Regions from separate parts of the Mus musculus genome. Here region 1 is linked to region 2. Evidence: chromatin loops called from intact Hi-C (ENCODE). Cell type or tissue: gastrocnemius. All regions are shown on one strand.

Evidence for each region. Peaks named below come from ENCODE experiments on the same cell type or tissue, not always from the same donor. Only the 100,000 strongest peaks of a DNase experiment are listed, where the experiment ranks them.
Region 1: it touches region 2 in a loop (4-fold over the local background); 14 of 42 quality-filtered maps call a loop at or near these places.

What each region holds. Positions count from the first base shown.
Region 1 is chr4:155,368,885-155,373,884 of GRCm38, forward strand. No RefSeq gene overlaps it. Among named protein-coding and RNA genes, the nearest start is that of Prkcz, 10 kb to the left of the region's middle. In gastrocnemius, no CTCF peak of the experiment used is centred here; DNase peaks (open chromatin) are centred at 2,138, 2,531, 3,132 and 3,634.
Region 2 is chr4:155,565,693-155,570,692 of GRCm38, forward strand. The region is part of intron 1 of Nadk (NAD kinase); the gene reads left to right. Among named protein-coding and RNA genes, the nearest start is that of Nadk, 4.4 kb to the left of the region's middle. In gastrocnemius, a CTCF peak has its summit at 2,747 (motif pointing left); no DNase peak of the experiment used is centred here; H3K4me3 peaks cover 59 bases; H3K27ac peaks cover 3,882 bases.

The sequences.
Region 1 (5,000 bases), 200 kb before region 2:
GCACAGGAGGGACGCAGCTGAGGGAGGGCTTGGCTCTTTGTTCCTTACTTCGATCCTGGTTCTGTCTTAGAAGGTGGGGGTGCTGTGCCCTACTCCCTCATGATCTGAGCTCTGGCTGGCTACCCCCCAGCGCCATGGGTCTGCATCTCCACACAATCCTGCTTCTCACCTCCCAGGCCCATAAGATGTTGCCTATGTCTTCAGTTCCGTCTATCCAGCCATCTGCTCTTCCAGTGGTAATTCCTCCCACCCTCCGCTACACAGTTAATTGTGCTAATCATCCCGGGTTTTTCGGGTGTTTTTTGTTTTTTGGGTTTTTTTTAATCTGTGGACTGCTAAAACAGACCTCTTGCCGCAAGCCTGTAATTCCCACCTGTTTAAGAGACTGAGAAAGGAATTATTGACGGTTCAAGGCAGCCCGGACAACTTAATAAGATTCTGACTCATAGTAAAAACTAAAAACGTGGGATTGGAAATGTGGCTCTGTAGAACATGATGAGGTCCTAAGTTCAACTTTCAATAATACCCACAGAAACAAAGTAATTTTGTTCTTTTGACTTAAATGGTATTTTGTCTTTTATTTGCTACGTCACCTGGAAATTTGCTCTATTGAAACTCTCCCAGAAATTATTGCAAAGAATTATGACCTTATGCTTAATATCTGAACCAAAAATAAAGACTGTTCTCCTGAGTATGTAGCTCTGTCCGTAGAGTACCTAGAATGTAGAAAGCCAGGCTTCAATCCCCAGCACTGCAGAAACGAGGCTTGGCTGTGCACACCTGAAATCCCAGCTCTCAGGATGCAGTGTGATGCACCTAAGAGGTCAAGTACTGAGTGTATCTCACCTAGAAAAGGACTAGCAATACCTGCTGAAAAAAAAATAGGTCAGAGCTGGATGTGATGGCACACACCTTTACACCATGGCATTTGGGAGACAGAGAGAGGCAAGCTGATCTTTGTGACTTGCAGGTCAGCCTGGTTTACAAAGTGAGTTCTAGGACAGCTAAGGCTGGTACACAGAGAAACTGTCTGGGAAACATGGGGGTGGGGGGAGACCAGGCCAATGCAATATTGAAAAACATTGTTCAAAAATTGAGAAACCCAGATAAAATGTGTCCTTAATAATATGGAAGTTGTTCTATACTAATAAACATACCATGTCTATGCGAAGTCTTAACTTAGGGGTTTCCAGTCAAAGGGTGAGCAAGAACCCTATGTATCTTGCAGCTCTCCAAATTAAATTAAATTATGTCATCCTTGAATATTATCTATTTGTTATTTATTGTGTGTGTAGAGGGGTGTGTACACCTGTAACAGTGCACACGAGGTCAGAGGACGACCCGTAGGAATCCATTCTTACCATGTGGGTGGGACCTAGGGATGGTGATGAGGTTGATGGTAAGCGTCTTTACCCTCTGAGTAGTCAGTCCACCGGTCCAGAAAATAAAAACCTGTGGACACTAGACCTTATAACACTGAGTGTACACATGTCCCTGAATGTGCAGACATAATCTTCCTCTGTGTGTGTGTGTGTCTGTGTATGTGTGTGCGAGTGTGTGTGTGTGTCTGTGTATGTGTGTGCGAGTGTGTGTGTGCCAGTGTATGTGTGTGTCTGTGTCTGTGTATGTGTGTGCGAGTGTGTGTGCGAGTGTGTGTATGTGTGTATGTGTATGTGTGTGTGAGTGTGTGTGTGTGTCTGTGTATGTATGTGTGTGTGTGTGTGTGTGTGTGTGTGTGTGTGTTGTATCTGGACATTTTGAATGTGGGTAATGCTGGGTCAGCAAAGACAGAAAAGCTAAGAAAACCTGTGGGTTGTTGGGTCAAGAGGCTAGAAAGAAGGGGAGCTAGATAGAAGTATAGTAGAGCTGTAAAATAACAGACCGACATCTCGGCTGCTTCCACACACTTACCAGCCGAACTGTGCAGAGGGCCCAGGCCATGCTCTAGGGCTATATCCTGCACCGGGCACAGTTGTGGCTACCTTTGCACCAGGCATCGCCACCCAAGCCTCACATGCCTGCGAGGCTCTATACTTGTTTATTGGTCACGTGCTCCCAGCGTACAGGCCTAAGGCCTGAGAGGCACTGGACCCGTTCCAGGATCACATGACTGCAACAGCAGGGCAAAGGCTCAAGGTCCCTGCAGGTATTCCAGGCTACAGCAAAACAACACACACATACTCACTTCTTTCTCTGTACCTTGGCTGAGCACAGAGTGGGGCTCCTGTCTCGGGCCTGCTTGAGTCCAGGACCCAAGCCTGAGTTACAGGTTCGGGGCATTGTCAGAGCATATGGGCACAAAGGCAGCTGGGCTACTGTGCTGCACCAGTCTGGAGGCCGCTGCAAACAGACTGGGCCCCACTGCACCTTCCTAAGGACTGAGGTTACTTAAGACCCAGTGGAGGATGAGGGGGCTCTGCCAGAACCATGTCGCCATGGCAATGACGGCAACAGCTCCAGGACTACAAGCACTATTTTAGCCCCATGAAAATAGAGTCACTTTAACTCAAACAATCACAGGAGATGGTAAAGGGTTTCCCAGCCCCCAGCCTGAGCCACCTACTGGCTTTATGCCATCTGAGCTCTGTGGTCTTGGGGGGCCTATGGTCAACTACACTGAGCTCAGGTCCAGAATATGTGTGAATCATTCCTGGGTGAGGCTGGCAGGCTGTAGAACACAGAGAGCCAAAACATTGTCCAGTAGGTCCTTTGGGCTGGTAAGGCTAGAGGATGGGAGAAGCCCCACTCCCCAGCTGCCTACTAGGGACTTGTTTTTAGAGAAAGCAAAAGCCTTGAAAGCACCCATGACGTCTCTTTCTGATCATTCCTCCTCAGGGTCTAAACCCAAGGAAAGACCCGCAAGTACACACAACTCTTGTAGCGCACGTCATCAGACAGTTACTGTCATGGTTGGTTGGGAGGTAGTTGTAGCCAGCAGTGAAGAGTAGCCCAAAGCTACCACAGACTTCACTTGACCAGTGGCCCATGGCCTTTGAAATGAAAGGCTGCACATTTGGACACATAGATCGACCCCCACACATGACCCTGGCACTCACACAGGCCATGCGAAGCTATCCTGCCAGGACATAAGGAGGCATGCCCCTGCTGCACGGCATTGGCTCCAGCAATCTAGCAGATGGAGGAGTTGCTGCTCTGCAGGGAGGCTCCAGACTCAAGCCTTGCAGCTTGGCTGTGTCCAGGTGTCTTTCTCTCTGGAAGCATCTGAGCTTTCCTGCTGAGAGCAGCTCATCCAATTCTCACAAGGGTCAGGAGCCTCCTAAGAGCAGGACCCTGCAGGAGCCCTTGACCTTTCTCCCCTGACAGCGTGGCTTTGTGGACAGTGTGGACACTTCCCAGTAATGTACCTTTGAACCCTAGGGCATGGCAGCTGTGGGGCCATCCTAGGCATATGAGCTCAGGGTCACCCCCTCTCCCCAGCCAAGCTGGCTGCACAGAACTTGTGTCATTGGGATGCTGAAGGTAAGGGTCTCAGAACAAAGGGTTAATAGACTTCTTGGAAATGAGGAGGGTAAACAGCCACAACACTCATCTGACAGAGGCAGAAGGAGCTGGGGTGTGGAGCCAGATGGACTGGGGTCCTATCCAGGCCTTGAGTTCCTCACATGTGGTATGGGGCTGTCCCATCTCATCCAGGGTAGTAGGTAGCCCTGCCAGGTGCCAGCTCCATGCCAGAAGCCCATCTTTCTGCATGTCTTCCCAAAGGCTATTAACACTTAAAAAGGAGACTTGAGCCAATTAATAAAAATGAACGGTATCCACTGAATGGATTAAGAGATAGAGAATATTCTAGATGTCCTGGCAGAAGAAACAATATTGTCTGGTTTTATGGGAAGTGCTAACTTCCTGTTGTCACAAAATACCTGAAAAAAAAATGACTTGATTTCTCACGCAGGATCTTGTTGTGTAGCCCAGGTTAGCCTGAACCTCACCACGGAGCTGTTGTGAGCCCACTATGTCAGACACATAGATGGACAGATAGATGCATTGGTATCTTTCCTCAATGTCTGAATTTATTGGATAGATAGTTAATACATTCACAAGTTATGTTGATTTTGTTGGCTATAATTTGTCAAGTAGGGGCTGGTGAGATGGCTCAGTGGGTAAGAGCACCCGACTGCTCTTCCGAAGGTCCGAAGTTCAAATCCCAGCAACCACATAGTGGCTCACAACCATCCGTAACGAGATCTGACTCCCTCTTCTGGAGTGTCTGAAGACAGCTACAGTGTATTTACATATAATAAATAAATAAATCTAAAAAAATTAAATGAATAAAATAAAATTCATAAAAAAAAATTAAAAAAAAAAATTTGTCAAGTAGTCCTGATTTCCCTTGATAGCTGGCTGTTAGCAAACCGATTATTTTTTCTTTTCTTTTCTTATTTTTTAAGATTTATTTTATTTATTATGACATAGTAGTTGTCTTCAGACACACCAGGAGAGGGCATCAGATCCCATTACAGATGGTTGTGAGCCACCATGTGGTTGCTGGGAATTGAACTCAGGACCTCTGGAAGAGCAGTCAGTGCTCTTAACCGACTGAGCCATCTCTCCAACCCCAGCAAACAGATTTTTTTTTTCGAGACAGGGTTTCTCTGTGTAGCCCTAGCTGACCTGGAGTTCACTTTGTAGACCAGGCTGGCCTTGAAATCTGCCTGCCTCTGCCTCCCGAGTGCTGGGATTAAAGGCGTGCGCCACCACACCCGGCTAGCAAACAGATTCTTTATCCAACTTAATTATTAACTCCCAGATACAAAATACACATCGTGAATGTATAAATCTCTCTCTCTCTCTCTCTCTCTCTCTCTCTCTCTCTCTCACGCGCACACACACACACACACACACACACACACACCAGCTACAAGAGAGTTAAAGAAGCTGTGACAGCTTAAGGAGCTCTGAGCAGAGACATGTAGAATCATCTCAGAGAGTTAGGTAAGGAGCCCTGTTATAGAGCTGCTGGAGGCTCTGCAGGAGACGAG
Region 2 (5,000 bases):
GAGGATGGAGTTCAAGACAGTGTTTCTCTGTCCTGGAACTCACTCTGTAGACCAGGCTGCCCTTGAACTCAGAGATCCCCTGCCTCTGACTCCTGAGTGCTGGGATTAAAGACGTCCGGGCACCACCACCCAAAGTCCTACTCTTAATGCTTTTTTTTTTTTTTTAAAGATTTATTTATTTATTTTATATGTATGATGCACCAGAAGAGGGCATCAGATCTCATTACAGATGGTTGTGAGCCACCATGTGGCTGCTGGGAATTGAACTCAGGACCTCTGGAAGAGCAGTCAGTGCTGTTAACCACTGAGCCATCTCTCCAGCCCCCACTCTAAGATTTACTTTATTTTGGATTTATGTGTATGCATGTGTGTTTGCGTGTGGTTATTATGTGCACACGAGTATGTGTGCCTTGGAGGCAGGAAGAGGGTGTCAGATCCCTTAGAGTTGGAGTTACAGATGGTTGAAAGCTGCCGGATGTGGGTGCTGGGAAGGAAGCTCAAGTTCTCTGGGAGCAGCAAGAGCCTTGTAACTGCTGAGGCTTCGCCCTCTCAGGTGTTGGGAATGGATTCATCTCCATCTTTACCTTGAATCTGTCTGTTTTCTGGTGTCGCAGCAAGAGGGAGATCCGTGCAAAATGCTCAGCACGCGGAGGAGGAGCCTTGGGAGGACAAGAGGGGTGGGCTTTGATCTCAGGCTCTGCTTTCTAGGACTTGTGAGATCTGTTTACAGTTACCACATGGCTCCTGCCCTCCTGAAGGCAGAGGTGTCGCTTTCAACCCCAGGAAACCATCCTACTTGTTTGTGATAGTTGCTTAGCTTATCATTGTCCTCTATTCTGATCCATGGCACCTGTCCTCCCAGGGCTACTGCATTGGGAACAAGTTCGTGAAAACAAATGATCGGGTTAAGGCAGAGACGGTACTAGCAATGTACGCCAGTGCTGTCCACGGTGCAGTGGAAAGGGCAGCAGCGCCTGACCACTTAGCCTTCTAGACCAGAGTGCCTCTCTTGGGTCTGTGAAACTATTCCACCACTAGATGGGTTCTGTGATCCCGTTCCTTAGAACTTTCCAGAAACAGCACACTTCTCTGACCTGTCTGCTAGCTTGGGTATCATTTATTTGTAGAAATGAGGTAGGTATTAGGTAATCACTAAACCTGGACTCTGTGGCTCACAGTAGTGATACCATCATGTTTGATACAGCAACACGTTGTCTCATAAAACAAATGAACAAGAACTGGAAACTTTTCCAACTTGGTATTAACTAATGAAGTTAAACATTTACCTGTTGCTTTCACTAATTTTCCTTCTTTTTATTTTTTTTCTCTCCATTTCTTCCTTCATTCCCTCTATTTTCAAAGACTCAGACTTTTGTCACACAGATTGCAGTCTTCCTCCTGCGTGCTGAGTGCTTGGGTCACGGGTACGCACCAACACACCTGGCTTCGCTTTTCATTTACCGCTTCTACATATATTTGAAGTTCACATGGAATTGAACGTTTGTATTACGTTTCTTGGGCTGACTCTCTGTGTGTTCATGCCTGCCTTTGGTTCCTGTTGTACATGAGCTTATTGACATTTTGATATCTTTCTTGCTACTCCATGATGGTGACTCAGTTCCTTTTCCAAGCCAGCCAAGCTACTCAACAATGAAAAAAATCCCAACAGGGATAACTAAGTGCACTCACCCCCCCCAGCTACCTCAGCACCTGATAATCATCTTGCCTAGCCTTTGTTTCCGCTTCACTTTTTAGACCTTGCTTGAAGAGTTACCTAGGGAAAGGTTGGCGACGAAAGAATTAAATAATGGAATTAAATAGAATTAAAAACAGAGGAGGAGGGATGATGGGTCAGTCCTAGCAACCACCCGGGATTCACTCCCAGGGACCCTCAGGGTAAGAGGAGGGATTTAGGGGCTGCCCTTCGATTGCCACGGGCAGATTGTGTCATGCGAGTGAGCATGTGTGCACCAACCCATAAGTAAATACGTGTATCTGTTTATTTACTTAATTGGGTTTTTTTTTTCTTTTAAAAAAAAATTGGGGGAGGGGGTGTTGGGATGTTCAAATCAGGGTCTCTCTCTCTGAAGCCCTGGCTGTCCTAGAACTCAATCTGTAGACCAGGCTGGCCTCACTTTAGAGAGCCACCTGCTTCTGCTGGGATTAAAGGCTTTTATACCACGATCTCCTGGTTTATTTTTCTTTTTTTTAAGACACAAAATCTCTGTGTAGCTCTGGCTGTCCTGGAACTAAGTGTGCACACTAGGCCTGGCTCCTTTTTTATTAATTTATTTTTGTTGTTGTTGTTTCTTTATTTTGTTTTGACACAGGGCTTTTCTGTGTAACTCTGGCTGTCCTTAGTCCAGGCTGGCCGCAAACTCAGGGTCCATTTGTCTCTGCCTTCCAAGTGCTAGGATTAAAGACCACCACCTGGCTCTTTTTTTATATTTTGAAACAGTTTCACTATGTAACCACAAATGGCCTGCAACTCACTATGTAGACTAGGCTGTGCTTGAATTTAGAGAACTGCCTGCCTCTTCCTCTCAGTATTGGAATTAAAGGCGTTCCTCCTCCACACTGAACAACTATAGTTTTAAAAAGGGGAGGGGGGACTTGGGACGTGGACAAATGACTCATGGTGGTTAATAGCACTTGTTGCTCCTATTATAGAGGAAATGGGTTTATTTCCCTCTGCACCTTTGTGGTTGTAAACTCCAGTTCCAAAGGATGCTGCACCCTCTTCTGGTCTCTGTGGGAACTGCATACACATAAAAATAAATCTTAATCTGTTTTTGTTTTTTTGGTTTTTCTTTAAAGATTTATTTTTTTATATGTGTGAGTACACTGTTGCTGTCTTCAGACACACTAGAAGAGCATCAGACCCCATTATATATGGTTGTGAGCCACCATGTGGTTACTGGAAATTAACCCCAGGACCTCTGGAAGAGCAGTCAGTGCTCTTCACCGCTGAGCCATCTCCCCAGCCCTAAATCTGTTTTTATAAAGGCTCCAAGGGTGGATTGGTACCTGAGAGCCTGGGTAGTGGCCACTCTCTCTTGCCTTGAGAAGCCAGCAGTCCAACCCTAGTGGACACGCAATAGGATGATGCCCTGTTCTCTCGGTGAGCCTTCCTCTGCACTTTGATTCTCACCATATCTTCCAGGCTCTTGGACAAAGGCCAAGTGTAGCATGTACAAGAGTCTGTCTAACCTAATGACCAGGACAAGGCTGTATGTGAGCCTGGCCACATTCTGCTAGTCACTGTGGGGTCCTTTCTGCCCTAATTTGAGAGATGCCTGTGGCACCATAATATGTGTGACGTGCTGTCATTTTCTACCATGTCAAATGCCGATGTGGGCACTTGCTCTTAGTATAGAGTCTTTATGTGATAATTGCCATTTTAACAGACCATCCAGTCCGCCCTGAAATGACCTAACAAGGCACTGTGAGGGAGGTCAGCACTGCACAGAAACCCCACAGGCCTTGGCCAGTGTAACCCTTGGACTTTACCAGGCAGCTACTTTCTAATTGTAAAGCTATACTTGTTTACTTAGGTCTTGTGTATACGGATGGGGTCAGATGTACACAGCCTGTCTGTGGAGGTCAGAAGGAGTTGGTTCTCTTCTTGCAGTGTGGAGCAAGGGATTGAATTCAGATCCTACACTTGATGTCAGTGTCCAGGAGTGGACTGAACCCTTGGGCATCTGGGAATGAAGGGAGAGTGAAGAATTATATAGTGAAGCCCGTGTCAAAAAAAAAAAAATCTGCTAATATATGCATATATTTTCATTTTCTTTCTTTTTTTTAAAGTTCAACTCTTTATTTGGTAATTTTTGTTTGGTTTGGTTTGTTTAAAGATTTATTTATAAACGGGGGTGGGGGGTGGCACCCGCCTTTAATCCCAGCACTTGGAAGGCAGATTCAGGCAGATTTCTGGGTTCGAGGACAGCCAGGGCTACACAGAGAAACCCTGTCTCGAATAAAAAATAAATAAATAAATAAATAAACTATTGCTCTCTTCAGACACACCAGAGAGGGCATCAGATCCCATTACAGATGTGAGCCACCATGTGGTTGCTGGGATTGAACTCAGGACCTCTGGAAGAGCAGTCAGTGCTCTTAACCACTGAGCCAACTCTCCAGCCCATATTTTCATTTCCTTATCTGCGTCATACAAAAATTAGAATGAACATGGCCGCATAGGCCTGTAGTCCTAGTTACTCGGGAGGCAGGAACAAGAGGATCACAAGGTCAGAGACTGGATTACAGGGAGCCACCCTGTATTTAACAGAAAAGCAAGGCCTTGGTGGTGCGTGCCTTTAGTGCCAGTGCGCTAGAGGCAAGCCAGTCGGATCTTGGGGTTCAAGGGCAGCCAGAGCCTTACAGAAAGCCTGTTGTGAAAACCAAAAAAGGAAAAAGTGAACACACATAATGAGTTGGGAGTATAGCTCAGTAGTAAGTACTTATGTAGCAAGCATAGAGGCCTAGGTTTATACCCTAACAACACACACAGGAAAAGATTTTAAAGGCCAAGGCCATCATGATCAGTTTTTTTCTCATGCTTCTAAAAGGCAGTTTGAGCCTGTAGTCTGTTTTGGATTAATATTTGTAAGTGATAAGAGGACATAGTTCAGTTTTCAGTCTTTTCAACTGGCTACCCATCTGCTTAACACTACTTGAAGGTTTTGTTTTGGTTTGGTTTGGTTTTTTCGAGACAGGGTTTTTCTGTGTAGCCCTGACTGTCTTGGAACTCACTCTGTAGACCAGGCTGGCCTTGAACTCAGAAATCCGCCCGCCTCTGCCTCCGGAGTGCTGGGATCAAAGGTGTGCGCCACACGCCCGGTGCCCGGCGAAGGTTCTTTTTTTATTGAATCACTACAGCACCTTTGTCAAGACCTTTTAGGCTTGGCTAGGGTGTGTCTTAGAGGGATAGCTGTTCGCTCACAACACACACAAACCGTGGTTGATGTCTATTTCTGGATCATCTTTTCTGTTGCTTG